Regions from separate parts of the Homo sapiens genome. Here region 2 is linked to region 1. A link is a loop called in an ENCODE intact Hi-C map of the cell type or tissue named here. Cell type or tissue: mammary epithelial cell. All regions are shown on one strand. Each heading gives the region's core, and the rest is flanking DNA. Links, peaks and the distances in the headings are about the cores only. Region 1 holds the start of CYP4A22-AS1 (CYP4A22 antisense RNA 1). Region 2 overlaps CYP4Z1 (cytochrome P450 family 4 subfamily Z member 1).

Evidence for each region. Hi-C counts contacts between places; a loop is a spot of excess contacts. Peaks named below come from ENCODE experiments on the same cell type or tissue, not always from the same donor. Only the 100,000 strongest peaks of a DNase experiment are listed, where the experiment ranks them.
Region 2: it touches region 1 in a loop (3-fold over the local background); 7 of 110 quality-filtered maps call a loop at or near these places.

The regions. Positions count from the first base shown.
Region 1 is chr1:47,167,876-47,183,456 of GRCh38, forward strand. It overlaps CYP4A22-AS1 (CYP4A22 antisense RNA 1), which reads right to left and starts at 11,748. Exons shown (of 6, transcript NR_199717.1): 1 at 11,315-11,748; 2 at 10,250-10,574; 3 at 9,053-9,194; 4 at 6,679-6,749; 5 at 4,974-5,161. LINC00853 (long intergenic non-protein coding RNA 853) reads left to right here and starts at 11,375. Exons shown (of 2, transcript NR_047498.1): 1 at 11,375-11,563; 2 at 11,993-12,464. RefSeq lists a silencer at 6,002-6,296, enhancers at 11,246-11,747, 13,373-13,517 and a cis regulatory region at 13,436-13,453. In mammary epithelial cell, for the core only: a CTCF peak has its summit at 7,658 (motif pointing left); a DNase peak (open chromatin) is centred at 7,526.
Region 2 is chr1:47,099,029-47,114,609 of GRCh38, forward strand. CYP4Z1 (cytochrome P450 family 4 subfamily Z member 1) reads left to right here. Exons shown (of 12, transcript NM_178134.3): 8 at 66-256; 9 at 7,100-7,233. All of the region lies in intron 5 of CYP4A22-AS1 (CYP4A22 antisense RNA 1), which reads right to left. Among named protein-coding and RNA genes, the nearest start is that of CYP4A22, 31 kb to the right of the region's middle. RefSeq lists enhancers at 5,086-5,806, 8,813-9,422, 13,981-14,523. In mammary epithelial cell, for the core only: no CTCF peak of the experiment used is centred there; DNase peaks (open chromatin) are centred at 8,903 and 9,171; H3K27ac peaks cover 2,205 bases.

The DNA.
Region 1 (15,581 bases), core at 6,342-8,841:
TCACCTAAAAGAGCTCCTGAAGGAAGCACTAAACATGGAAAGGAACAACCGGTACCAGCCACTGCAAAAACATGCCAATTTGTAAAGACCATCGAGGCTAGGAAGAAACTGCATCAACTAACAAGCAAAATAACCAGCTAACATCATAATGACAGGATCAAATTCACACATAACAATATTAACCTTAAATGTAATGGGCTAAATGTCCCAATTAAAAGACACAGACTGTCAAATTGGATAAAGAGTCAAGACCCATCAGTGTGCTGTATTCAGGAAACCCATCTCACGTGCAGAGACACACATAGGTTCAAAATAAAGGGATGGAGGAAGATCTACCAAGCAAATGGAAAGCAAAAAAATGCAGGGGTCGCAATCCTAGTCTCTGATAAAACAGACTTTAAACCAACAAAGATCAAAAGAGACAAAGAAGGCCATTACATAATGGTAAAGGGATCAATTCAACAAGAAGAACTAACTATCCTAAATATATATGCACCCAATACAGGAGCACCCAGATTCATAAAGCAAGTCCTTAGAGACCTACAAAGAGACTTAGATTCCCACACAATAATAATGGGAGACTTTAACACCCCACTGTCAACATTAGACACATCAACGAGACAGAAAGTTAATGAGGATATCCAGGATTGAACTCAGCTCTGCACCAAGTGGTTCTAATAGACATCTACAGAACTCTCCACCCCAAATCAACAGAATATACATTCTTCACAGCACCACACCACACTTATTCCAAAATTGACCACATAGTTGGAAGTAAAGCACTCCTCAGCAAATGTAAAAGAACAGAAATTATAACAAACTGTCTCTCAGACCACAGTGCAATCAAACTAGAACTCAGAATTAAGAAACTCATTCAAAACCGCTCAGCTACATGGAAACTGAACAACCTGCTCCTGAATGACTACTGGGTACATAACGAAATGAAGGCAGAAATAAAGATGTTCTTTGAAACCAACGAGAACAAAGACACAACATATCGGAATCTCTGGGACACATTCAAAGCAGTGTGTAGAGGGAAATTTATAGCAATAAATGCCCACAAGAGAAAGCAGGAAAGATCTAAAATTGACACCCTAACATCACAATTAAAAGAACTAGAGAAGCAAGAGCAAACACATTCAAAAGCTAGCAGAAGGCAAGAAATAACTAAGATCAGAGCAGAACTGAAGGAAATAGAGATACAAAAAAACCCTTCAAAAAATCAATGAATCCAGGAGCTGGTTTCTTGAAAAGATCAACAAAATTGATAGACCGCTAGCAAGACTAATAAAGAAGAAAAGAGAGAAAAATCAAATAGACGCAATAAAAAATGATAAAGGGGATATCACCACCGATCCCACAGAAATACAAACTACCATCAGAGAATACTATAAACACCCCTATGAAAATAAACTAGAAAATCTAGAAGAAATGGGTAAATTCCTGGACACATACACCCACCCAAGACTAAACCATGAAGAAGCTGAATCTCTGAATAGACCAATAACAGGCTCTGAAATTGAGGCAATAATTAATAGCTTACCAACCAAAAAAAGTCCAAGACCAGATGGATTCACAGCCAAATTCTACCAGAGGTACAAGGAGGAGCTGGTACCATTCCTTCTGAAACTATTCCAATCGATAGAAAAAGAGGGAATCCTCCCTAACTCATTTTATGAGGCCAGCATCATCCTGATACTAAAGCCTGGCAGAGACACAACAAAAAAAAGAGAATTTTAGACCAATATCCCTGATGAACATCGATGCAAAAATCCTCAATAAAATACTGGCAAACAGAATCTAGCAGCACATCAAAAAGCTTATCCACCATGATCAAGTGGGCTTCATCCCTGGGATGCAAGGATGGTTCAACATACGCAAATCAATAAACATAATCCAGCATATAAACAGAACCAACGACAAAACCATATGATTATCTCAATAGATGCAGAAAAGGCCTTTGACAAAATTCAACAACGCTTCATGCTAAAACCTCTCAATAAATTAGGTATTGATGGGACGTATCTCAAAATATTAAAAGCTGTTTATGACAAACCCACAGCCAATATCATACTGAATGGGCAAAACCTGGAAGCATTCCCTTTGAAAACTGGCACAAGACAGGGATGCCCTCTCTCAGCACTCCTATTTAACATAGTGTTGGAAGTTCTGGCCAGGGCAATCAGGCAGGAGAAGGAAATAAAGGGTATTCAATTAGGAAAAGAGGATGTCAAATTGTCCCTGTTTGCAGATGACATGACTGTATATTGAGAAAACCCCATCGTCTCAGCCCAAAATCTCCTTAAGCTAATAGGCAACTTCAGCAAAGTCTCAGGATACAAAATCAATGTGCGAAAATCACAAGCATTCTTGTACACCAATAACAGACAAACAGAGAGCCAAATCATGAGTGAACTCCCATTCACAATTGCTTCAAAGAGAATAAAATACCTAGGAATCCAAATTACAAGGGATGTGAAGGACCTCTTCAAGGGGAACTACAAACCACTGCTCAATGAAATAAAAGAGGATACAAACAAATGGAAGAATATTCCATGCTCATGGGTAGGAAGAATCAATATCGTGAAAATGGCCATACTGCCCAAGGTAATTTATAGATTCAATACCATCCCCATCAAGCTACCAATGACTTTCTTCACAGAATTGGAAAAAACTACTTTAAAGTTCATATGGAACCAAAAAACAGCCCACATTGCCAAGTCAATCCTAAGCCAAAAGAATAAAGCTGGAGGCATCATGCTACCTGACTTCAAACTATACTACAAGGCTGTAATAACCAAAACAGCATGGTACTGGTACCAAAACAGAGATATAGACCAATGGAACAGAACAGAGCCCTCAGAAATAATGCCACATATCTACAACCATCTGATCTTTGACAAACCTGACAAAAACAAGAAATGGGGAAAGGATTCCCTATTTAATAAATGGTGCTGGGAAAACTGGCTAGCCATATGTAGAAAGCTGAAACTGGATCCCTTCCTTACACCTTATACAAAAATTAATTCAAGATGGATTAAAGACTTAAACGTTAGACCTAAAACCATAAAAACCCTAAAAGAAAACCTAGGCAATACCATTCAGGACATAGGCATGGGCAAGGACTTCAATGTCTAAAACACCAAAAGCAATGGCAACAAAAGCCAAAATTGACAAATGGGATCTTATTAAATGAAAGAGCTTCTGCACAGCAAAAGAAACTACCATCAGAGTGAAAAGGCAACCTACAAAATGGGAGAAAATTTTTGCAATCTACTCATCTGACAAAGTGCTATATCCAGAATCTACAATGAACTCAAACAAATTTACAAGAAAAAAACAAACAACCCCATCAAAAAGTGGGCAAAGGATATGAACAGACACTTCTCAAAAGAAGACATTTAGGCAGCCAACAGACACATGAAAAAATGCTCATCATCCCTGGCCATCAGAGAAATGCAATTCAAAAGCACAATGAGATACCATCTCACACCAGTTAGAATGGCAATCATTAAAAAGTCAGGAAACAACAGGTGCTGGAGAGGATGTGGAGAAATAGGAACACTTTTACACTGTTGGTGGGACTGTAAACTAGTTCATCCATTGTGGAAGACAGTGTGGTGATTCCTCAAGGATCTAGAAGTAGAAATACCATTTGACCCAGCCATCCCATTACTGGGTATATACCCAAAGGATTATAAATCATGCTGCTATAAAGACACATGCACACGTATGTTTATTGCAGCACTATTCACAATAGCAAAGACTTGGAACCAACCCAAATGTCCAACAATGATAGACTGGATTAAGAAAATGTGGCACATATACACCAGGGAATACTATGCAGCCATAAAAAAGGATGAGTTCATGTCCTTTGTAGGAACACGGATGAAGCTGGAAACCATCATTCTCAGCAAACTATCACAAGGACAAAAAACCAAACACCGCATGTTCTCACTCATAGGTGGGAATTGAACAGTGAGAACACATGGACACAGGAAGGGGAACATCACACACCGGGGCCTGTTGTGGGGTGGGGGGAGGGGGGAGGGATAGCATTAGGAGATATACCTAATGTTAAATGACGAGTTAATGGGTGCAGCACACGAACATGGCACATGTATACGTATGTAACTAACCTGCACGTTGTGCACATGTACCCTAAAACTTAAACTATAATAAAAAATATATGTATATATATATAAATAAATTAAAAATAAAATAAAAATTACAGAATTCCCATTTCACTCTTTTTATAGATGGAACTCTTTGATGAGATGCTCCATCTTTCTCTCTATTTTCTAAAACATATTAATCATGGCTATTTTAATATTTCTGTCTGAATACTCAATATCTGTTTCTCCTATGGGATTATTTCTGTTGTCTGCTTTGGTTTTTCTTTGGCTTTTGGTGAATGGGTCATCATGCCTACTGATTTCTTATTAAATGCTGAGCATTGTGTGTGAGAGATCATAGAGACTCTGGTTGGTGTTACCTTTAGCTAAAGAGGGTCAAGTTATCTTCTGGCAGTCACACAGAATACTGTCAGAGCCCCACAGTGTGGTCCATAGGACGTAGGCAGTTTGGACACAGGATTTCCTTTTGATGTTTGCAAATTGCTTTGCTTTACAGTAGTTGTAATTATACTGTACATTTATTTTGTTCAATTTCTCTCTATGTCACAGCCCAAACAAGCACTAAAAGGCACCCATAGAGGTTGGAGTTTCAGGCATATGTAAGGAAAAGGGCCAGTAGACACTGATGAGCATTTTTGTGATGTGATTTTCATCTCTTTCCAGGACAAATGGAAGAAGACCATTGCTGATGCACATCTGAAATCTTCTGAACACATTTCCCAGTGACCCCGAACACTATTATGAAGTATACCTTCAGTCACAAGGTAGTCATTCAGGCTGCTCTCACAAAATACCACAGAATGGATCACTTATAAGCAACAGAAATGTAGTACTCACAGTTCTGGAGGCTGGACATCTGAGATGAGGGTGCAGCATGGTCAGGTGCTGGTGAGGGCTCTCTTCAGCATAGTATTCACAGTTCTGGAGGCTGAACGTCTAAGATGAGGGTGCAGCATGGTCAGGTTGGTCAGGTGCTGATGAGGGCTCTCTTCAGCATAGTACTCACAGTTCTGGAGGCTGGATGTCTGAAATTAGGGTGCAGCGTGGTCAGGTGCTGGTGAGGGCTCTCTTCGGGGCTGCAGACTGCTGTCCTCTCGCTGTGTCCTCACACGGCAGAAAGAGAGCAAGAGAGCTTGCTGGGGTCCCTTTTATAAGGGCACTAATCTCATTCATGAGGGCTCCATCCTCATGACCTAATTTTTTCCAAAAGGCCCCACCTTCTAATAACATCACACTGGGGGCTAAGATTTAAACACATGAATTTGAGGGGGACACATACATTCAGTCTATAACACCAGGGCAGTGCCCAAGTGAACAGGTTATGAGTAAAGGACAAGAAGTAAACTCATTCGCCACCAGTCATTTCATCCGTTAGTATGCTGCTCCACCTCTTCTCTTCCGGAACCCTTAGACTCCTGCCCAGAAGTGGTGTCTAACATTACCAAACTCATCCACCCTTGCCAGAATACTTTCCTGCATCACAACGACCTGGTTTACAAATTCAGCCATCAGAGCTTCCATTTTAATAAAGATTGCCAGGTCGCCATGACCACACAGTTTTGTCTTGGGCTTTGCATTGCCTGAGACCTCTATAAAACAACCAACTGCCTAAGACACAAACCCTGGTGATGGGTGCTTTCACTGTGGTGGTTGGACAAAATACGGCATAGAGATAGTCCTCAAGAAATGAATGGTAGCTGAACTTGAGGCAGGGCAAGGCCAGTTCTAGCATCCCGAACACCTGACTTCTAGCCAGGGTTCTATCTGCCCTCACATCTCCCCAAGGATCCATCAATGGCCACTCCACTCAGACCCCCAGCCTGGGCAGACTCCCCTCTATGCACTGGTAATGGGGGAGTTCCTGGTCCAGTATTGATCTTCTCATCAGTTTTCACATTCAGTCCATAACACCAGGGCAGTGCCCAACTGAACAGGTAAAGGACAAAAAGTAAACTTCACATTCATGGGACGATCAATGCTGAACCAGTAACTATATAAGTTCTGCCATCTTGTGGCTGTTCAAGATATTGCAAGCAGGCCGGGCGCGGTGGTTCACATCTGTAATCCCAGCATTTTGGGAGGCCAAGGGGGGGCGGATCACAAGGTCAGGAGTTCCAGACCAGCCTGGCCAACACAGTGAAACCCCATCTCTACTAAAAATACAAAAATTAGCCGGGCATAGTGCCGTGCGCCTGTAATCCCAGCTACTCGGGAAGCTGAGGCAGGAGAATTGCTTGAACCCGGGAGGCGGAGGTTGCGGTGAGCAGAGATCGCACCACTGCACTCCAGCCTGGGTGACAGAGAAAGACTTCATCTCAAAAAAAAAAAAAAAAAAAAGATATTGCAACCAATACAGAGAACAGGAACTGGTATTACATATGGAGAAAGCAATAAACTTTGGGAACAAGTTTTTGGAAAGTGTTCAGCCTCTGTTAGTCCACCATCACCCCCACGCCCCTCCACACACACTGTTTACACTGTGGTGGAATTGATTAAGTGTAGATGGATTCAACCCTTAAGGAAAACAATAGAAAGCATGTACCTTACAAGAGCCTCGGAAATGCTCATATTCTTTGATAGAGTGATTGGATCTTCATCTCCTGAGAGTCGGTCCTATAAAAAATAGTCATTGCTTCAGGACATTGATGTAAGTGGCACAAGGACCAGGGTCAAGCAGGCAAAGACAGAGGCAGAGACTAGAGATCCATGAGGAGTGGCCAGAAACAAGTGCCCTTACCCCCAGCCCAAGCCAGGACAGGAACTGGACTAGAGTAAAAGAGGACCAGGAGCACAGCCAGCCAGGATGCTTGGTAGGGGTTCAGGGAAGGGGGAGGCTGAGCCTATGCTTTCCAGGCAGATGGGAGCCATCTGGGCTCAGCTGAACCATCAGCCAAGCCTGGGCTCACCCAGCCCAGCTGGGTTGCAAACTAAATCTAGACTCTAACCAAATTGCAGACTCTTTCTAGACCCTACCCTACCAAGTAAAGAATGACCTTTGAGAAGAGGTAAAACTATGTTTAAGACCCTCAGCTGGGTGAGGTAACAGGGGTGAACATAGAGTGGACAATGGCTAGTGGGCAATGGGAATGGGCAATGATTGACAGGCAGCTGGCTGTGCACGGCAACCATGGGTCTAAAGCATGCTAGGTCTTATGCTAGGGCTTTACATTGGATGGTCACCACAGATAAAAGGAGATCCTGAGACCCGGGGAGGCTAAGTGATGTAAGCAGCTGAGCTAGTATTGACTAACCCACATTCATTCATTCAGCAAACACTGAGTACTTGTTCAATGCAGGCACTATGCCAGTTTTCGTGGGGACATCCCGTCCTCCAAGAGCTGAGGGTGAGATGTAGTAAAAGATGTCAGGGAGACGCCCCGAAGACGGTGAGGCTAGCAGAAGGAAAAACATGAACAACACGGGCATGGAGATGTGTGGTGAGGGAGGGGAGGGGAGGCAGAAGTTCCAGCAGTAGTGTTGGCAGCACTGGAAAGGGAGAAGGAGGTGGAGTCATCTAGTGGCTGCTCGAGATATTGCAGGCAAGGAAAGGAAAATCACGATGGCTGTCATTCACTGAGCATACTGCATGCTTTCTTTACATCCATTTACTCTTCACCACAACCTCATAAGATGGGCCTCATTTTATCCCTAATTTGCATATTCAGTCCCTGATATACCCTCGTTGGGGTACATCCCACTAATATAAAATTGGCAGGATGGGATTTGCTCAGGGAAATTTGGCTTCAAGCTCATGCACATAGCCACTAGGCTACACCTGCCTTGAGTTTAGATTCCTCTCGCAGATGTGAATGGCTGTATTCCAGCAGGAAAGGTCTCCCTAGCTGCAGTGTAGAGGAAAACTTGGGGGTAAAAATAAAAACAAGGGAGCAGGCAGCTGCAAACATCAGGCAAGATCGAGGCTTGAACCTGGAGGGAGATGTGTTGGAAAGAACCTGGAGGGAGATATGTTGGAAAGTGAAACTCAGGGACTGAGGGAGAGGGGGATTCTGGGTGACTCCCCTATCTCTGGTCTGGGTGAATGGATGCCACTTACAGGAACAGAGGACTCAGGTTGGTGAAAGATCAAGAATTCCATTTTGGACCTGAGGTACCTGTGGAGCTGTGCAGGAGGGAGTGGAGCTGAAGGCGCTGATCTAGAAGTTGATACTTTACTGGAAGCAGTGTAACTGAGTGCAAGGGATAAGGTCTCCATGTCAACACATAGCTCTCGGAGACCTCCTATATTCCAGGACACTTGCACATTGCAATAAAGAGGTGTATGTGGTCTTTGCCTCACAAAGTTCAGAGTTCACAATCTTGTTCAGAGAGATGGGCGGCATGACCAGGGTGAGCCTGCAGGCTCACAGAAGCTTGATGAGCTGAGGGCAGGTGGTCAGGAACAGCTTCCCAGATAAAATGGTGATCATCCTATTATACTGAGAGCGGAAGAATCAGATAGACCATCTTACCTTTCAACAGGGAGCCGGACAATAGTGTTTTTGGTGACAACAGTCTCAGCAGAGTGTTGGGGAGAGCGACAAGGCTATAGGTGCTGAGTAGTGAGTGGGAAGGATGGAGGTGGACACAGCAAATGCCACCACTCCTCTTAGATGCTTGACAGGGTCCCTCCCCACTTTCCCACATGCATGTTTCCAAATGGACTGCATGCTCTGCAAAGGCAAACACTGTTGGCTTCTTTATCTCCCCATTTCACACACACACACACACACACACACACACACACACACACACACACCCCAAAGAGAACCCTATGCTGGGGTAGAATTTGCAATAGATTTAAAGTCAAAAGGCCAGGGTTCAATGCCACTAGCTGGCTATGTGACCTTGGGCAAATCACTTTTCTCTCTCTGAGTCTGCATTTTTTTCCTCTAAAACTTGGGCTCAGTTGTAATCACCTGGTAGGATCATTGTGAGGCTCCAATCAGAAAGTGTCTTACACATCATACAGTAGCCCTCAGATTCAATGTAGAAAACAGCACCAGCAAATGTAAATTAGTACAACCATTGTGGAAGACAGTGTGGTGATTCCTCAAAGACCTAGAACCAGAAATAGCATTTGACCTAGCAATCCCATTGCTGGGTGTGTACCCAAAGGAATAAATCATTATATTATAAAGATACATGTGGCTGGGTGTGGTTGCTCATGCCTGTAATCCCAGCACTTTGGGAAGCTCAGGAGGGTGGATCATCTGAGGATAGGAGTTCGAGACCAGCCTGAACAACATGGTAAAACCCCGTCTCTACTAAAAATACAAAAAAACAAAAAAATTAGCCGGGTGTGGTGGCAGGCACCTGTAGTCCCAGCTACTCGGGAGGCTGAGGCACGAGAATTGCTTGAACCCGGGAGGAGGAGGTTGCAGTGAGCAGAGATTGCACCATTGCACTCCAGCCTGGGTGAGGGAGTAAGACTCCATCTCAAAAAAAATAAAAAAATAATGATACATGCAAGCATATGTTCATTGCAGCACTATTCACAGTAGCAAAGACATGGAATCAACCCAAATGCCCATAAATGATAGACTAGATAAGGAAAATATGGTACATATATACCATGGAATACTATGCAGACATAAAAAGGAATGAGATCATGTACTTTGCAGGGACATGGATGGAGCTGGAGGCCATTATCCTCAGCAAAGTAACACAGGAACAGAAAACCAAACACTGCATACTCTCACTTAAAAGTGGGATCTTTTAAGTGAACAAAAAAGAGGGGAACAACATACAGTGGGGCCTGTTGGGGCAGGGGTGGGGAGAGCATCAGGATAAATAGCTAATGCATGCTGGGCTTAATATCTAGGTGATGGGTTGACAGTTGCAGCAAACCACCATGTTTTTACCTATGTAACAAACCTGTACATCCTGCACATGTAGCCTGGAACTTAAAATAAAATTAAATTAAAATTAAAAAGAAAACAGCACCACCACCATCAAGGAAAGCCTGTTCCCAACCTCCAATTCCAGCTCACTAGCTCAGCCTGTCTCATTCCCCTTTTTCTCTCTCCCCTCTCCTCCCTGCCCCTTTCCTCACTTTGCCCCCACCTGTCCTCACCATCCCACCCCATACCTCCAAGCTCACAGCTAGAACTGACCAAAGGCCCAGTTATTTATTTACAAAGTCCATGTCCAGAACTGTACCAGCCTCAGCGGTGTGGAATAAACTGGTGTGGCCAGGTCCATTGTGCTGATGCCTCAAGAGATCCAGGCTGGTACAGATGGGTCTGGCACATTCTGTACCTGCCAGCCAAGCAGAGCATCCAGCTTACTTCTCACTCGACTCCTTACATAACGCTCGTCGGGTACTCTCCATTCCTTGGGCTTAAATTCCATAGTGTAATATTAGTAAACCAGGCTAAATGATCCTAAGGATCTTGCTAGCTCTGACGCACCGTGATCTTGCATCCAATTCAGTTCACTCTGTAATAAATAATCATAATAACAATAGTAATTTTCCAAATAGCTAACAGTTATTGTGTACTGTATGCTAAGCACTATTCTATGTATTTCATGTGAATGTTTAACATTCATAACACCACTTATCATGTAGACATCATTTACTGCCCTAATTTACAGTGAACTGGAGCTCCGAGAGTCACGTTGATTTAACCACAGTCCCAGGCTACCAAGTGTCCAAGCTGTGCTGCTTCCAAGCTGCCTGACCCAGACCTGAGCTCTTAACCTCTCAATGGGCATCCAGGTCGAAAGCAGAATCTCTGGCTCAAGTGCCGACTGCCCAGCTGTTTCAGAACTCCACCATGCACCCAACTGCTCCTCCAGGACTTCCCTACGGATGTGTTGCAGGCTCTGAAACGTCACACATCCACGCCGCATCCTCATCCCACACATGCTCCTGCTTGTCCCTGGCATCTGCCATTCTCAGTGCCATTCACTAGCCTATATGATGCCTTCGAATCAGAGGAAGTTACCTCTCCCTCCAGGGATACGGGCCCACACCTGGTCTCAGGGACCCTTTAGTGGAGGCACAGTCTATATAGCCCAGAGCAGTGCCCCTGATGCCATCGTCTTCCAATTTGCTCAGAGCAGACACTGGGATTCATCCTTAATATCTCTCTCTTCTCTCTCTCTCTCTCTCTCTCTCTCTCGCGGAGGCCCCACTGCCCTTGCATTCCACAGGAAGTCCCAGTTGCTGGCATGACCTGAGAGGTTCCTGGGACCACGCCATGGAAATGCGTCCGGTCCCAGTGTGACGGGGAAGAGCCGCGCCTGAAGCTCAACTTCCGAGGCTCTCATCAATCTACGCTTCCTTTGGAGCGTGCAGCCACCAGGTGGCAGCCGAGGCCACGGGCAGACAGAAAAGCTCCCGAAACTGAAGGACTGCCAGGCAGCAGAGTTCCGGAGGGCTCCCAGGACCTTCAACCAGAAAGAGACAGAGCATATGCGCATATGTATGTCTGAGCCCGTGCACGGAGGAGGAGTATGAACAGACACCGCGGGACAGATGGCTGGAGTTTAGTCCCTTCCTTCGGGGCTCTTCACCACTCCTTGGGCTTCCCTTCTCCTGTCCAGCCCTGTCCTGGGTGCACAGAGAGGGAAGTCACTCCATTCCTGCCCTTGAGGAGCTCCCAGACCCAGGGCAGGAGCAGGATGCAGACAAGTAGACAGCACCCTGGGGTGGGTGGAGTGAGTGGGGCAGGTGGGGCGGGTGCAAAGAGAGGGAGGAGCAGGGGCTGAAGTTGCCCGGAGGAAGTGCTGAACCCAGGAGTGGGGAAAGGAGCATCTGGGAAGAAATGGCATCTACGCTGATCATGGAGGGCTTTCTGGCAAGTCTCAGGAGCAATAATAACACGGATGTCATCTCTGTTTCCTCCCAGCAGCCCTGCAAGGAATGTACTATAGAGCCAATTTTACCGGCAAAGGAATGGAAGATCTGAAAGGCTAGGCGATCCCACAAGCATCGAGGAGCAGGCTGGAATTTGAACCAATCGGCATGATTCCCAAGCTCAAGCTTTTGGCCACCCCTGCACTGCCAGGGACAAAAAAAAAAAAAAAAAAAAACCCTGGGAGGAGAGCCAAGCTAGGGAGTCAAGACCCTCCAGCCAGGTCTGGATGGGAGGCAGGTGCCTCCACCCTGGTCCCAGAGCAAGTTCTGCTGGCTTCAGCCACCTGACTTCCCTGTGAAGGTGGGTAGAGGCCAGAGCAGACTGTGTGTGATTCTGGCCCCAGCCCCAGCACCTCTACCCCCACCTTTACTACCCCTAGGCTGCGGGAAGAGGCTTTGCCCAGCAATAGTCCTGATCTAATGGATCCTTGAAGCACAATAAACAGATAGTATTTCTGCATGTGTCACTCTGAGTATGACGGCAGTAATCTTGAAACTCCCCTTGACCACCTGGCACTCTGGAGACGGAACTCCACAGCCTGTTTTCAAAGCCAACTCCTGGCTGGAAGTTCCTCTTCAAGTCTAAATGAAGTAAGCAGTGCTGCAGTCTTCCCTCAACTGTGCAGTTGCTGGGTGGAGGCTTTTCTTTTCTGCCTGAGTTTGGGTATAACCTATAATGTAACCCTATGAAACTTACATGTTTTAGGTGGGAGAGGGGAAAACAAGGTGCAAGCCCTGTTCCAGGAAGAGCAAAAATGTCCTCAACAGTAAGAGGACATTCTGGGCTGAGAGCCAGGGCTTGAGGCAGCCTGCAATCCTGGCAGATAGCTGGTGGAAGGGACCACAGAGAGATGATACCACACACAGAAGTGAGACCAATGAGATCGTGGGAACTGCCCGGCCAAGGGTTGACATCAAGGAAGCTTAGGAGGCAGGGGACAGCTGGGAAGGGGACAACCAAGAGAACCAGCTGGAAACTGAAAAGGGATGCAAGAGAGAAAGAGGAGGTGGGCACTGAGCTCAGGTGGAGGAGGAGAAAGGCAAACAGGAGAGAGAGAGGCAGAGGATGAGACAAAAACAGAGGTGGAGAGACTGAGAAACAGGGAGACAGAGATGGATGGAGGCTGGGAGAGACAAAGAGGAGACAGGCCTGGGCAGGAGAGGTCCTACGTGGGGAGAAAAGGTTGGGAAGAGAGCAGGAAAGAGAGAAGGAGCACAGGTGTCTGGAGGTTCCCACCAGGCCCAGCCCACCCCTCCTGCAGGCTGGGTCTCTCCCTTGTCTGCCAATCACGAAGCTCAGGATCCCCTCCCTCAGGGCTGGGGGTGGAGAGCTCGCCTCCAGCCCCGCCCTAGTCCAGAGGCTCCCCCTCCCCAGGCCCTGGGAGGCTGCCCCTGGGACTGGCTGTGCAGCGATAGATGGTGGGGGCCCAGCTGGTGCGTTATCAGCCTTCTCCAGGAGCGCGCCTGAGCCACTCCGTGGCTGCCAGTCTGAGATTAGGCCCCCGGAGGGTCATTAAGCGCCACCCTGGCCCGGGCCCAGCCTCCTTTCCCTCCCCGATCTGGCCAGGCTGGCAGGTGGGAATGAGCGATAAGGATTGGGGGTCTCAGCAGTTCTGGGGCCAGCAGCTCCCTGCTCCCAGCACTCCCCTCTGGATCAGGGCAGGAACATGGGGTGAGGGTGAAGGGCTGTAAGGTCAGTGCCGGCCCAGCCCCTGCAGGAGCCCCTAGGGTTCCCACTCTCCTAGATCTGCCCATATTGAGCAAGACAGAATGAGAAGGGGGCCAAGGAGGCTCTTGGAGAGGCCTCAGACAGCTGCTGGGGAGCAAGGTGAGCCCAGGCAGAAGCAGGCTTCTCCTGGCAAAACCTCACAGGTGTGAGGGGCTGGGATTCACTTGCTGCAGGGAGACAGGGATGGTGGCTCTGCCTTCTGGCCCTGGCAGGCTGGTGGAGTGACCTGACTCGAACCCACTCCCACCCCCCAGGGACAACTGAGGGCAGAGCTGGGAGGAAATGTGGCCTCGTGCAAGGAGAATCGGATCCGGCAGTCAGAAGCTTCCCACCAGGAGACAGGAAAGGAAGAGGGGACTGTTTGTGCCTTAGCAGAGGCCTGACCCTCTAGGAACCTCTGTCTCTCCTTCAGTGAGTGGAGAAGCTGGGCTGGCTGCTGGCCTGGCTTTGCCCTCTGGTCTAATCAAGGAAGACTTCCCAGAAGAGGAGGAACCTTGGTTGGGTCAAGAAAAAACAATGCGCAGAGTTTAAACTGGCAGAGGTGGGGTGAAAAGGCATGAGTCACAGGCAGCCACGTAAGCAAAAGCCTAGAGTAGAAATCACAAGCCACAGTTCATTAAGCCGAAGCCCAGAGAGGGGAGGTGACTTGTCTCAAGACACGCAGAAAAGCAAGGATAGGCCTGGAGCAAAGCCGCTGCTCCCCGACCCACAGGCCTCTTCCCTCTGCTGCAGGCTGCATCCTAAACCCAATGAGGTGAGAAGAGATGATTCCCATTTAAGATGAGTCTTCCCCAGTGGTACTTGGTGAAGCCTTGGAATAGCAAAACAATGGCCATAACATAAAGCAAGGGGGCTGTGACAGGTTGAGACAAGTGGCAGAGGGAGACCTTTGGGACAAGGTGGATGGCCTCCTACCTTCTGGCCCCACTTCTCTGGATCTGGGAATTATCCTGGATGAGTCTCTCAGGTTATCACCCTGGACAGAGACAGAAGCTGTTCGCATAAGGCCAACAGTCACAGAGGTGAGGGGCCTCCAGGTTCAGCCAGCCAGGCAAGGCATGCCTCCCCTCTCCCCTGCTCCTACTAGGACCCAGTTTCCTGATCCTCCCTTCCCAACCCTGACTCCCACCCCAGGACTGGGCATTGGGAGGGCAGGCATAGGCAAGGACTGGGCTCTCCTCCAGCTCTGCCGTGAGACTGGCCAAATCTTCCACGGAGAGAAAGCTCAGCTCAGAGAGGACAACAGCTTTCCCAAGTTCACACACAAGTTGCCAGAGGACCCAGGACTCAGATCTGGGCTTCCTGAGTCTCAACCCAAGACTGCTTCCTGACACTTCCTATGCCAAAGCCCAGCACGGAGGGGCTACTGGAGGGAGACAGAGCTAGATCTGTGTGAACCCACTGTGACACCTCCAGCACAGAGGCAGAGGGTGAGCGGCGCTGAGCAAGGAAAAGCCCAGAGTCTCAGGGATGAAGGATGTTTGGGGGCGGGGATTTCCAAGAGGGGCGCTACCTGGAGCAAGGGTAGAGTGGGTGAGCTCTCTGGCCCATGGGCCTCTGACATCCTCTTCCTTCCCTACATACAGGAAACTGATCAGCACTAGGGGAACCTAGCTCATATTAGGGTCTGCTCTGCCCTGCCCTGGGAAGCCTTGCCTGGCTGCTCTGGTTGAAGAAAGGGTTTGGCCTGAGGGGACAAAAACCAGCCCATTGGCAGAAATGGGCTCACCTGTCCTGGTCTCCCTGCCTCCCAGTTCTCCCAGGTGTCATCAGACACTCCCATTTGAGGGTGCTTCACTCTCAAACACCAGAAAGGCACCAACCCTCTCTTACCCTCACCCTGGCCACACACTCT
Region 2 (15,581 bases), core at 7,660-10,159, 68 kb before region 1:
CTACAATTGAAAAAGATAACAATCCATAGCCAGCTTTGGATAAAGATCATCACTGTATTTTTTAGAGCGAAAACACCAAAGATTTCTCTGAAGCAGATCTCCAGGCTGAAGTGAAAACGTTCATGTTTGCAGGACATGACACCACATCCAGTGCTATCTCCTGGATCCTTTACTGCTTGGCAAAGTACCCTGAGCATCAGCAGAGATGCCGAGATGAAATCAGGGAACTCCTAGGGGATGGGTCTTCTATTACCTGGTAAGACCTGTATTCCTATTTCATCCTGAATTTTCCCCTTATACATTTGATTATTTCTCTCTTCCGGTATCAGTAAGTTATTGTGCATTGAGATAGTCTGTATGCATTTGGAAAGGTAAGGGTGTAGGCTAGAGTCCTACGTTATTTAAAGATTATCACTAGTTTTTATATAGAAAAACACTGTGTCAATCAGACAGTATTCAGTACACCCTATTTTATTACTTTCCTCACTTCAGGCAATAGTACAACTGCGGAAAGAATAGTCTGCCTACCTTTTTTATGTCACGGAAGGCAGGAATATAACAAACCCCTCTTTCTCCAAGATGTAAATGGACTTCTTAGGACTCCAGCTTTTACCACCTTAGATTGCCCAAGTAAGATGTTCAATCACTTGACATGAAAGAGAATTCACACCCCTCTTCCTTATCACCATCTCTGAACCTTAAACACTGCCACCCCACAATGATGATTAACCTTGAGCTGCTGGGTATTTCATGGTGTTAATAAAACCAAACTGATCATGTTTTAAAAACTTTAAAATGGTGAAACATAGAACACATTCAAAAAGTACAGGGAACAGATGTATAGCTTAAAATGTTGTCTAACAAACAGCCATATAGTTGCAACCCTGGTTTAAAAGAAAAATTGCTCATTACCAGCACTGCTAAAAACCTCGTGCCTGCCTTCCCATCACAAACCCCTTCTATTTCTCCAAGATGTAAATGTTTTCCTGACTTTAATAACATTCATTCTTTGTTTTTGTTTATAGTTTGTTGCCTAAGCTTGCAACTTTAAATACTAGAGTCTAGTTTATCTTCTGTTTGAAGTACATATGAATAAAATCATACATTCTTTTGTTTGGCTTCTTTTGCACAGGATTCACTCATTTTTTAGAGGAGCTTCTTTTCGGTCATTTTCATTCCTCTATGGAATTCCGTTATGTATAAATCATGAATCCTATATCCATTCTAGTGTTGATGAACATTTAGGCTATTCTCAGGTTTTGTTTTGGTTTTGCTATTACAATAGCGCCCTCTTGTCTGTGATTTCACTTTCCATGATTTCACTATCCACAGTCAACAGCAGTCCAAAAATATTAAATGAAAAATGCCATAAACAACAATTTATAAGTTTTAAATTGATGCCATTCTGAGTAGCATGATGAAATCTCCTGCCATCTCCCTCTGTCCCATCCAGGATGTGAAGCATTTCTTTGTCCAGCATATCCACACTGTATATGCTACCTGCCAGTTGGTCACGGTTGGTGTTGGTTATCAAATCAGTTGTCATGGTATCACAGTGCTTGTGTTCAAGTAACTCTTATTTTACTTAATAACGGCCTCAAAGCACAAAAAGCATCTATGCTGGTGTAGTGTTATAAACTGTTCTATTTTATTATTAGTTATTGTTATTAATCTCTTACTGTGCCTAATTTATACATTAAACTTTATCATAAGAATTTATGTATATGAAAAAACAGTATATACAAAGTTCAGTACTATCCATGGTTTCAGGCATCCACTGGGGGTTTTGGAACGTATCCCTCACAGATAAGTGGGGACTACTGTATAAATAATGCTTTTAAGAACAACCATCCAGTCCTGGAATTTTCTTTTTTGGAAGACTTTTTGTTAGCGATTCAATCTCACTACTCATACTGGTCTGTTCAGGTTTTCTATTTCTTCCCAGTTCAGTCTGGGTAGGTTGAACGTTTCCAGGAATTTATCCATTTCTTCTAGGTTTTCTAGTTTGTTAGTGTGCAGTTGTTCATAATAGTCTCTAGTGACCTTTTGTACTTCTGTGGTATCAGTTGAATGTCTTCTTTTTCATTTCTGGTTTTATTTGGATCTTCTCTCTTTTTCTCTTCATTAGTCTAACAGTGGTTTATTGATTTTACTTATCTTTCAAAAACCAACTTTCATTTTATTGATCCTTGCATTGTTCTTTTAACCTCTGTTTCATTTAGTTCTGCTCTGATCTTTGTTATTTCTTTCCTTCTACTAATTTGGGGTTTGGCTTGTTCCTGTTTTTCTACTTCCTAGAGGTGCCTCATTAGATTGCTTATTTGAAATCTTTCTAGGTTTTTGCTGTAGGCACTTATTACTATAATTTCCATCTTAGCACTGCTTTTACTGTATGTCATAGGTTTTGGTATGTTGTGTTTCAACTTTCATTTGTTTCAAGAAATTTTTTTATTTCCTCTTTAATTTCTTTCTTGACCCAATTGTTGTTCAGGAGAATGTTGTTGAATTTCCATGTATTTGTACAGTTTCTAGAGTTCCTCTTATTATTGATTTCTAATTTTAGTCCTTTGTGGTCTAAGAAGACAATTCATATGATTTTAATTTTTTAAAAATGTGTTGAGACTTTTGTGTCCTAACATACAGTCTATACTGGAAAATATTCCATGTGCTGATAAGAAAAATATGTATTCTTCACCTATTGGACAAAATATTCTGTAAATGTCTGGGAGGTACATTTAGTCCAACGTGCAATTTAAATCCAATGTTTCTTTATAAATTAATAAATTTATAAAGAAATTTGTCTAGATGACTCGAATAAAGCTGAGAGTAGGGGGCTGACGTCTCCAACGATTATGGTATGAAAGTGTATCTCTTTAGATCTAACAATATTTGCTTTATATATCTGGGTCCTCCAATGTTGGATGCATACATGTTTAGACTGTTATAGCCTCTTGCTAAACTGATCCCTTTATCATTATATAATAACTTTCTATGTCTTTTTTACTACTTTTTACTTTTTCTCTGATATAAACATAGCTCCTCCTACTCATTTTTGGTTTCTGTTTGCATGGACTATCTTTTTCCATTGCTTTACTTTCAGTCTATATGTGTCTTTACAGGTGAGATGAGCTTCTTGTATACAGCATATAGTTGGGTCATGTTTTTCAATCCATTCAGCCAATGTATACCTTTTAAGTGGAAATTTTAATTCCATTACATTCAAGGTTATTACTGATATGTGATGGCATATTCCTGTCATTTTATTAATTGATTTCTGGTTGTTTTGTATATACTTTGTTCTTTTCTTTCTCCCATCATTTAGCATTGTGGTTAGGTTGTATTCTGTAGTGGTACCATTTGAGCTTTTTCTCTGTCTTGTTTGTGTGTTAGTTCTACCAGTGGTTTTTATATCTTCAAGTATTTTCATTATGGCAGTTATCATTCTGTTACTTCTGGGTATAGGACTCCCTTGAGCATTTCTCATAGGTTAAGGCCAGTGGTGATGAATTCCCTCAGCTTCTGCTTGTTTCTCCTTCATTTATGAAAGATAACTTTGCTGGGAATAGTATCCTTGACTAACCATTGTTTTCTTTCAGCACTTCAAATGTATCATCCCATTCTCTCCTGGCCTGAAAGGCTTCTGCTGAGAAATCTACTGTTAGCCTAATGGAGGTTTCTTTATAAGTGACTAGTGACTAGACACTGTTCTCTTGTTGTTTTTAGCATTTTCTCTTCATCTTTGACTTTTGACAGTTTGACTGTAATACGCTGTAGAGAAGACCTTTTGAATTGTATCTATTTGGGGATTTTTAAGCCTCCAGTATGTGGACGTGTAAATCTCTTATTAGACTTATGAAGTTGTTGTCTATTATTTTATTAAATGGGTTTTCTAACCCTTTTGTTTCCTCTTCACCTTCTGGGACACCAAAAATTTGAATATTTGATCATTTGATGGTGTCTTATATGTCACATAGGCTCTGCTCATTCTTTTTTATTCTTTTTTTAAAAAAATTGTATAACTGGGTTATTTCAAAAGACCTGTCATCAAGGTCTGAGATTCTTTCTTCTGCTTGATCTACTCTAATTGTTGAAGCTTTCAAATGTATTTTGTATTTCATTCAATAAATTTTTCAGCTCCAGAATCTCTGTTCAGTTCCTTTTTTTTTTAAGAGAGAGAGTCTCACTCTGTTACCCAGGCTGGAGTGTAGTGGCATGATCATAGCTCACTGCAGCCTCAAACTCCTGGGCTCAAGCAGTCTTCCTGTTTCAGCCTTCCAAGTAGCTGGGATTACAGGCATGTGCCACCATGCCTGGCTAATTTTTTTTTTTAATAGAGATAGGATCTCACAATGTTGTCCAAGCTGGTCTTGAACTCCTGGCCTCAAGCCATCTTACTGCCTCAGCCTCTCAAAGTGCTGAGGTTACAGGTGTGAGCCATCTTTTTCTATGATATCTATCTCTTTGGTGGATTTCTCACTCATATCCTGAATTTCTTGTCTGACTTCTTTTTAGTGTTTTTCTGCATTCTCTTGTATCTCACCTTCTTCTTTTTTTTTTCTTTTTTTTCTTTTTTTTTTTTTTTTTAGACAGAGTTTTGCTCTTGTTGCCCATGCTGGAGTGCAATGGCACGATCTTGGCTCACTGCATTCTCCACCTCCCGGGTTCAAGCAATTCTCCTGCCTCAGACATTTGAGTAGCTGGGATTACAGGCACATGCCACCACAACCAGCTAAGTTTTTTTATTTTTAGTAGAGATAGGGTTTCACCATGTTGGCCAGGCTGGCCTCAAACTCTTGACCTCAGGTTATCCTCCTGCCTCTGCCTCCCAAAGTGCTGGGATTACAGACATGAGGCACCACACCCAGCCTCAATATTTTGCTTCTTTAGTGTCAATATTTTGAATTCTTTTCCCAGGATTTTGTAAATTTCTTTTTGATTGGGATATGTTGCTGGAAAATTATTGTGTTGTTTTGGAGGTGTCATAGTTCCTTGCTTTTCATGTTTCCTGTGTTCTTACATTGGTATTTGTGCATCTTGTGTAACAGTTGCTTTTTCCAATTTTTTGAATTTGCTTTCATAGGGGAGGACTTTTCCTGAAAATGTATGCATAGTGTTCATTGGGTAGGATGCTTTGGCTTTGATTCTGGGCATGTGCAGTAGTGTAATCGCTGTATGATTTCTTCAACTATAAACAGCATCATTTTTGTCTGTGATTTACTCAGTGGCTTAGCATGTGGTTGTTAGTGGAAGCTGTGGTGAAGTTTTGTTGGGGAATGGGATACATGGGCCAGTCTTCGGGTCCCAGCAGTGGCTACAGTAGGCTGAGCATGCCCGTTCTTGGGCACCAAGGTGATGTATACTAGCACCAGTGTTAGCTACTCCAGGCAGACCAACTCTTTCCAGGTGGCTTGCCTGGGTTCTGGAAATGGCAGTGGTGGGTCAGGTAGGTGGGTGAGCTCTTGCGCACCTAGGCATCAGGCATGTCGGACAACCTGCTTGATACTAAGCAGTCCACGCTGGTATTGGTGGTGGCGGTGATGGGCTGAGCAGGCCAGTCCCCAGCCCGCAGTTGACACATGTGGGTGGATACCAGCTGTGGTGGTAGCAGCAGATTGAGTGAGCCCAACCTCAGACCCCAGGAGAAGTGCTCAGGTGCCAATGATAGACTGGGCAGGGCAGTCTCTAGGGCCCTAGACAGCATGCTCAGGTACTGGGAGGAGTGGAGCCAGCCTGAGCAGATCTGCCCTCAGACCCCCTAGTAGTGTATGCAGGTGCTGGCTATGGTAGGCAGGGACAGGGTGATCCCCAGGCTGCTACAAGAATGCTCAGATGAGAATGGCAGCAGCTGAGCTATGGCCCTGCTACTGGAGAGGGAGGGGCTGGGGCTGCTTTTTTTTTTGAGGCGGAGTTTTGCTCTTGTTGCCCAGGCTGGAGTGCAATGGCACGATCTAGGCTCACCACAAGGGAGGCGCTGCTTTCATTTGGAGCAGCCATAAGCAAAAGGCTTTTGTGGGATGAGGGTGACTCATGATTTGCTAGCACCTTGGCCCTTGCAGCTACAGTTACAGGCAGTGGAATTTGTCCTCAGGGTGCATGAAAATGTGTGCCCACCCCTCTGCTGGGGGTGATAGGGTCACTGGCAGTGGCTCCCACCTTGGCACCAGCAGCAGCAGCCACAGCAGCTGTGGTGGGGAATGTCACTGGGGCTTCAGGGATGTGGAGATGTAGAGGCTGTTGAACCCCAAGGCAAGACACAGTCTGATGGAGGCTGAGCTCTCCAGATGATGCCACACTGCAGCTGCTGAGGACTCAGGGGTTTGTGGGACCCAGTGTGAGCTCTCTCTCTGGAGTAATGTCTTCATGCAATCTCCAGCCGGCTCCTTATGTTAGTCTCAGGGCCTGCAAAGGTTAGTGGGCTCTTCCATAGCTAGTATTGTAGGAGTCCGTGGTGGGAACGTGGATCACTGGAGGGCTCTCACTTATTCTTTTCCCAAATTAAAGAGCTTCTCCAGACTCCCAGTTGATCCCCGCCAAACAGGCTGCCTCACTTCCCTCTCCTTCCTTGCTTTTGGTGCTTTCCATCACTTCTCTGTTGAATTCCAGCGTTCTCCCTTAGATGATCTATTTGAAGTGTAATTATCTACTTGCTATGTTGGTTCCTGTCTGTGGAAGAGGCGAGTACCAGATGCCGCTAGTCAGCCATCTTAGAGCCACATCCCTATTTTATATTTTTTTACAATTCTAAAGAGGCAGAAATACTTATTCATTCATAGAAGAGGCACTCTGGATATAAATACAGTCCATGTCTCTACCAAATTTTCACAGATGTGTGATACTGGTCACAGGAGCCCTGGAATAAGTATGTCTCAGGATAAGAGCCCTATATCTGCGGGGGGGGGAGAATCACTTACAGTTACATGTGAAAAGTGGTAAGTGTTAACATTTAGCTTTTCCTAAGACATACTTGATACATCTGAAGTCCTCCTTTGGGTAAAGAACAAAATCATTCTCAGTTACAAAAATGGAGAAAAGCTGGGCTTTCAGTGCAATGCCTAAGTGACTACTCCTCCTTTTCCTTTCCTCCTGTGCTTCTACCCAGGGAACACCTGAGCCAGATGCCTTACACCACGATGTGCATCAAGGAATGCCTCCGCCTCTACGCACCGGTAGTAAACATATCCCGGTTACTCGACAAACCCATCACCTTTCCAGATGGACGCTCCTTACCTGCAGGTCTTAAAACTTTTTTTTTTTTTTTTAACAATGCAGCTGTGCTGGATTGAAATGTCTTAACATACTCATGTCTTTAACAGTTATTTATCCTTAGACTCTGTGGAACCTAGGGCCATTCTTATTTCCCAGAGAGGGAGAAAGAGGATAGAGCTCTCAGGACTATCCAAACAGGCACAGGATTATCAAGGTGCAAAGGTACAGAATCCTGCCATATGGACTGAGGGTTGGGTGAGGGGGCCTTCGTGAAGCATCACGGCTTTAATGCTGAAACTTAAAGGACTAGATTTATATCAGCAAAGATGAGAGAGGCAGTACTGTGGGCAGAGAGAAGAGCAGACACAAAGCAGCAGGCAGCCTGCCTTCTCCCTTCCCTCACGCACACCGGCAGGGCATGTCACTGGAGCAATTGCTGTAATCCACAGACTCCAGGATTCACAGAGGGAAATTGTGGGACTATACCTGGAGCCATGATGTAGCCAGATCATAGAGTTTTCTGAAGGCCAACCTTTGTGTTCAGTCTTTCTCAATCAAGCAGCAGACAGATTTAAGACGTCTAAGCTGGGTGGCATGATTATAGTTATTTTTTAGAAAGATTAATACATTGGTGGAATGCAAGATGGATTGAAAGGCAACATTAGAGACATAAAGGAATGAGCCAGAATTTATCTTTGACCTATGTCGAGATGTGTTTCTACAACTTCCTCCAATTTAACCGTCTTTCAAATATTGGATTTGATTGGGCAATCTAATTAAATGTAGCAATATTTAATTGCTACTGTGCTACCATAGTTGCCCAATAGCAATTAAATATTTGTTTCCTACAAAATCAACTTTACTATTGTAATAACAAAAACAAAAACTATTTAGTACTTACTAGGGACTAAGCATTGTTCCATATGTTTTGCATGTGTTAACTCATTTTATCCACCCATCCTCCTGCCCCCCAGTTCTGCTGTGGAAATACTAGTGTTATGCACATTTTAGACAAACAGGAACAAAAAGGTAAAACTTCATCTCTGGTAAATGGTGGAACTAGGACTTGAACCCAAGTAGTGGGACTCTAGAGTCTGCGCTCGTAACTACTACACTAAAGCAACAACTTAAGCTTTCTCTGGGATCTCTCCAGAGAAAGATCTTTGCTATCATGGGGATCTTTGCAATCATCTAGTATCTAAAGAAGTTTCCTCTTTTTAATTCAGTGTTATTTTTCACATGGTATTTATTGTAATATTTATTACCTACATAATATTGCATCCATACACATAATATTCCGCCCACCTAGTTGCTCCAACAAAACAGCTCAGAGTCAACTTTTACTACCTTTTCCCTTAATCTTGCATTTCAATAATACCTAAATCCTGTCAATAAGCTCTGGTTTTTTTCAACATCAATAAAATGATGATTTATTGCTGCCTTCCAACACAAGAAAATTATTTTCTCTACTTCCATTCTAGATCACCTAAGCCCTGTAATCCACAGAATCTTAAAATCCCCCGACCCATACAAAAGCTACATGTTGAAAATGTGAGAATCAGCATGCCTTCTAATTTTTCCCATTCAGGTCCTTTCTGTTTCATGTTCCTTTCACTTTCCTGATCTTGTGGCTTTTGCAGCTGCTGCGGGTAACTTTCTGGGCTTCAGACAATGCTGTTGAGATCCGCATGGATGTTGGTGGAAGAGCTGGCTCCACCCGGCTGACTCAGTTTTAGGCTACTTATACGTCATCTCTGGTCTCCTGCAGTCTCTGCCCTTTCCTCCAAGTGCCTTCAAGGGCTGCACCTTAATCTCCCTCAAGCTACAATGAAGGGACAGGAAGTGCACACGCAGAGTTGCCTTCACCTCACTTTACATTCCTTTCCGCCACACCTTCTTGCCCTCCAGAGCTTTCAGGCCTTCACTGCACCTCACGTGCTCATCTGTCTCATTTCCTGTTACCCTGCTTTCCTTCCTGCCCCTCTCATACACACAGGCACTCCACAACTTCACTTTCTTCACCCCAGGCTTGGATGCCTGGATTCATCACTCCAACTTCCCCTTTGGCAATGCCGTCAACTTCCTTGAATATTTTCCCTTTCTCTACTGTCACTCATCAGTAATTCAACCAGCATTAAATTCCTCTATACGCTTTCTCTGCCCTGCTAATGGGCCCTTGAATGCAGCTATAGCACAACAAAGCATGTGCAAATGGATGCCTCATATCCGCCAGACCCACCTCTTCCCCTGTATTACCCAGAAATCCTGTTTATTTCTAAAAAGAAACATGTTTATGATGCCTGCTTTCTCTCCCACACCTCACAGTATCACTTACACATTGTCATCACTCTCTACCTGTGCCTGTGCCATGGTCCCATTCACTCTTGGCAAAAGACCTACTACATTATGTGTGCCCTTCTCTTCATTTGCTGGCCCAACAAGTGCATATTAAACATTTGCTCTAGGCACTTTGCTTTGTTCTGAGCATACTATGATGTGCAAAATGTCCAAAAGAAAGCATGTCATCTACCTCCTTCCCCTAAACCTATTCCTCCTCCTGGATTGCTACATTAATGAATGGCACCACTGTCTGTGAGTAATTTTAAGTGAGAAAGATAGAAGTCATCCTCACACCTCCACCATCTTCCTTACCCAGACAGTATCCAAGTCCTAGAATATCAGCTATTTCCTTCTCAACAACCTTGCTTCCATGGTCTCAGTTATTGCCTTTGTCAATCTTCAAATGCCAGAGTCCCCTAAGTTTTATATTTCCATACTTAGGTATCTACAAACCAATCTACTTATAAAAGATAAATCATAAGTCTAGGTAAATTCTAAGTTCCAACTCAAGAAAGCCACTTGGGTGATTCTGTTGCCACTTGTCCCTCCTAAGATCCTACTTATACACATACACTGAAATGCAAAAAGAAATAATCCCATAAAAGTGAAAAGAATGGAAGGAAGGTATTTAACAAACAAAAAGAGAGAGAGAGATTTTAATGAATTTATGAAATTAAAAAAGAAGGTAGGATTGGGCTGCCAAATTAAACAAGAAGAGAAATTCCCAGTTTTAAAAGGCAATGAGAGGGTGGCTGCAGAAAGACTTGCAGAGAGTAGAGGGTGGCTCTACTTTTTAATCCCATAGAAAAGGTTTAGAAATTGTGGTCTTAATAAGCTTAGTAAGGCTGAGCTACTTTAGGAAAAGTGTATATTAATCACCTAAAAGAAATAGTCAATCCTAAAAATTATATTTTATCTTTTAAAAGTTAACTTTTAATTTAGAGCCTAGGGTACAATTAAAGACTCTTTATTCTGGCAGAGAAAAGGGGATGTCCACTCTGCTGACAGATTGTGACTCAAATGATACACAGATTCCTGGGAGAGCAGTCATTTTTTCTGGACAATGCAGATCCCTTTTCACTAATCTTATTAAGAGATATTTTGAGCCTTGCTCAGAATTACCTAGATTTGTGGAACAAAGAAATTGGAGTTAGGAAGACAGATTTAGAGAGAGGATGAAGATAAAATCAGATCAGTTGCAGGCAGTCATTAATCTGCTTTTCATAAGTTTTTTTCCAGGGAATCTTCACTGACATTGAGTTAGAGTCATTGAGGTGTTTTCAGATTTTCTACATGGCCAAAAAAAAAAAAAAAGATGACAAACCACCAAAAGTTATGAATTCTATTTCCTTTTTGCCCTAAGGCTCCATGGAGATTTAAGACCTCAATAAAGTAGGAAATTTTCAAATTATGTCTTTTTCTGACGTATTCTTGGTTTAAATATGTAATTTTGTTAGATAATGTGCATGCTTTTTTATTATAATGAATATGCTCATAAGGTGTCAGTGTGATTCTCTGGATTAATAAAACCCATGCCAGAAAAACAAAAACAACAGATTCCCTCAATAGCCAATAACAGACCTATCAATGGCCTAGTATGTGCCATGAATCTGATGGTCCAGTAAGCCTCAGTGGAGAGGGACATGGCCCAAAAAAATGGGTGTTCCATGAAATCCCCTAAATAATTCACAATCACTAAATAGAACAAAACACAATGGGTTTTGTGCCACTCATGGGAGAGATCCATGGCAATCAACTAGACACTGGCTGTAAGCTAGAGCAAGCAGAAACTCCTAAGAAAGACAATAACAGACTTAGGAAATCAAAAATATCTCATCTGAGGACACTGGCATGTGCCTGTAATCCCAGCTACTCAGGAGGCTGAGGTGGGAGGATCACTTTAGCCTGGGAGTTTGAGGCTGCAGCAAACTATAATCACACCACTTCCCTCCAGCCTGGGCAACATAGTGAGACCTTGTCTCAAAAAAATTTTTTCATTGACCATGATTTGAGACTCACCCAAAGGAGCTAATAATTGATGAGCCTGTGAATCATACTTCTTAGGTATTAGCTACTACTGAACTTCAATGGGCAGTCTGTTCTGATGATCTTGGTGAGACTTCCAGAAACCATTTAAAAGAGAACAAGGCTTCTGGAACCAAAAATTGAAAAATGAAAGAATGTGTACTGCCAGGATATAAACCTAATCCAACCATAGAGGTTAGACCCTATGATTGAGGCTTGGGAGAGTTAAATAACATTGGGTTTTTGAAGCTCTAAACTTCAAAATCTCTGACCCATGTTAAGAAAGCAAATTTCTTGAATGTCCTTGATTAGCTAGCAATATGTGGATTAATCACTTAGGAAGAATTCGTTAACGGTGACCTGGCCATTTGTTTTTTGAAAGTGATCTTTGCTGTGTGGATGCAGCACTGTTATGGTGTTCCAGTTGCCATTCTAACCCAAATTAGGTCTTTACCTCAGTCAGTAAGCTAGCTGGCCATGTCAGGATTGGTGAAGTTCAAAAATTAGTCTTCATAATGTTAAAAGCCACAATTCATCATGAACATAAGACAGCTATTGATACCTACCTATGTATCAAGTTACACATCTGCAATTTTTTTTTTTTGATGGAGTCTTGCTCTGTTGCCCAGGCTGGAGTGCAATGGTGCAATCTCTGCTCCCTGCAAACTCTGCCTCCCAGATTCAAGCAATTCTCCTGCCTCCACCTCCCAAGTAGCTGGAACTACAGGCGCATGTCACCACGCCTGGCTAATTTTTTGTATTTTTAGTGGAGACGGGGTTTCACCGTGTTAGCCACGATGGTCTCAGTCTCCTGACCTTGTGATCCACCCGCCTGGGCCTTTCAAAGTGCTGGGACTACAGGGGTGAGCCACTGTGCCCAGCCCTGCAATTTTTTAAAGCAAACTATAGGAAATGAAAAGGAAAACAGTCAAAGGCACCCTACTAACAGATTTTAACTGCCTTTCAAAGACCTACGCAAACCAAACAAATAAAGTATACAGACGATCTAAACAATGTAATTAATAAGATAGACTTTATGCGTACAATATTAAACTTTTTCCCCACTAATAGAGGACAGACTTTCCTTTTAAGTACACCAGCAACATTGCTTAAAGTTGACTGTATACTAGACCACAATAAAAAAACTTAATTACTAAAAGAGAAACATTACAAAATAGTGTTCTTTAAATGAAGACAATAAAAATGGAAATTAGCAACAAAAATTTTTCAAAAAGTTTCATTCATCTGGAGTTTTTTGTTTAATCCATTAAAAACTCTTGGGCTAAAGCAAAATTACAAAATCAAATCATGACCCTGAAAACTCTACATATGAGAATTAATGGTTTGCCACTAAAGCAGCATTCATTCAGAAGAGAAGCTATAATAGTAAATGCGAAATATTTTTATTAATAAAAGAATTAAATTAAACATTGACGTCGAAAACAACTGGAAATAAATCAGTTGGGGAAAGAATAAAAGAGTAAACTAAAAGGAAACAGGTGAATTAACAAAGGCGAAAGCAAAAGGTAATGGTATGGAAAGCAGAACGGTTGCAAAACTAGTCAAAAAACACAATAGCCAGTGGGGGAGGGGCTGGTCAACAAAGAGACACACCACGAACTAATATTACACAAGTGTATGCACAGAGACTTGAAAAACCAGGAAAAAAACTAGATAATTGTATAATACATAATTTACTAAAACTGATGCTGGTAGAGATAAATAGTCTAAGCATGCCAATTTTCACAGGACTAGAGAAAAATTGTAGAGCCCCTGAAAAGGAACCAGACCTATGCAGTTTTTCACAAATTTTTTCAAACCTGTAAAGACCATATAATCCCAGTAATACTTAAAGTTGTCCAGAGCATAGAAAAATAAAAACTTAGAAAGTTATTTAAGGAAGTATCACATTGATAACAAACCTACTAAAAATTGAACAAAAATATATTTAGATAAAAATCACTTATGTATATAAGTACAAAAATTTTAAATAAAATATTAGTACACATAATCCAATAGCTCATTGAAATAAATGTATTGGCTGGGCAGGTGGCTCATGCCTGTAATCCGAACACTTTGTGAGGTCAAGGTGGGAGGATCGCTTGAGTCTGGGCAACACAAGACCCCATCTCTACAAAAAGATAAAATAAAATAAAACAGTGCATCATGGCCAAGTAAGTAGGTCATATTCCAAAACTGAAAAGATTGTTCAATATTAGGAATCCATTAATATAATTTATTACATTTATAGGTTTCAGGAGAAACCCATATCATCTCCACCCTGATCAATGGATATTCCATAACATGATAAAATATTACTTCAGTGCCATATTGGCACTATATCCCATATGGTTCTATGGCTCCAAAGTATAATACAATCTCCCAAGTAGCTGACTAGGAAAGGAAAAAAAAAAAAGACAATACTCTCACTCTCTGCTTAAACTTCTCAGTGATCCATAATGGTTTCAACCTAAAATCCTTAGCATGACCTCTTTCCCATTTTAAGGTACAAGCCCAGCCAACCTCCACAGGCTGATCTATGGACACTTTGCTCCCTGAATCCTGTTATACAACCTCCCAGTCACCCAAATTTCTCATGCTTTCTCAAGTATTAAAGCTTGGCTTCATGCTTTTTTATCTGCCTCAAATTCCTTTCTGAACATTCTTCTCTTTACCTGGTTTTCCCCTACCGATTTCATTATACTCAGCTCAGCATGCCTCGCCTGGGCCTTTTCTCTTGCATACATCCAAAGGCTCTATACATGAGGTTCCCCTCTCAATTCCCCAAGCATCCTAGGCTTCCTTCTGACTTATTACCATGTGTTGCAATTGCCTGTCTCTTCCAATGGACTGTGAGCTCCTTGAAGGCTAGAGTAGATCTCACTGATCTTCACAGCACCCATTTAAGTGTCATCATAACAGACGCTTCTTAAATGGTTAACGAAATTATGATTGTAGAATTCTTTCCTTGGTTATGAAATCTATGAATAGATGTGAAAGAATCTTTGCTCGTATTTTATTGAGGATCACAAGCATTCTTATACACCAATAACAGGCAAACAGAGAGCCAAATCATGAGCGAACTCCCATTCACAATTGCTTCAAGGAGAATAAAATATCTAGGAATCCAACTTACAAGGGATGTGAAGGACCTCTTCAAGGAGAACTACAAACCGCTGCTCAATGAAATAAAAGAGGATACAAACAAATGGAAGAACATTCCATGCTCCTGGGTAGGAAGAATCAATATCGTGAAAATGGCCATACTGCCCAAGGTAATTTATAGTTTCAATGCCATCCCTATCAAGCTACCAATGACTTTCTTCACAGAATTGGAAAAAACTACTTTAAAGTTCATATGGCACCAAAAAAGAGTCCGCATCGCCAAGTCAATCCTAAGCCAAAAGAACAAAGCTGGAGGCATCATGCTACCTGACTTCAAACTATACTACAAGGCTACAGTAACCAAAACAGCATGGTACTGGTACCAAAACAGAGATATAGATCAATGGAACAGAACAGAGCCCTCAGAAATAATGCCGCATATCTACAACTATCTGATCTTTGACAACCTGACAAAAACAAGAAATGGGGAAACGATTCCCTTTTTAATAAATGGTGCTAGGAAAGCTGGCTAGCCATATGCAGAAAGCTGAAACTGGATCCCTTCCTTACACCTTATACAAAAATTAATTCAAGATGGATTAAAGACTTAAATGTTAGACCTAAAACCATAAAAACCCTAGAAGAAAACCTAGGCAATACCATTCAGGACATAGGCATGGGCAAGGACTTCATGTCTAAAACACCAAAAGCAATGGCAACAAAAGCCAAAATTGACAAATGGGATCTTATTAAACTAAAGAGCTTCTGCACAGCAAAAGAAATTACCATCAGAGTGAACAGGCAACCTACAGAATGGGAGAAAATTTTTGCAATCTCCTCATCTGACAAAGGGCTAACATCCAGAATCTACAATGAACTCAAACAAATTTACAAGAAAAAAACAA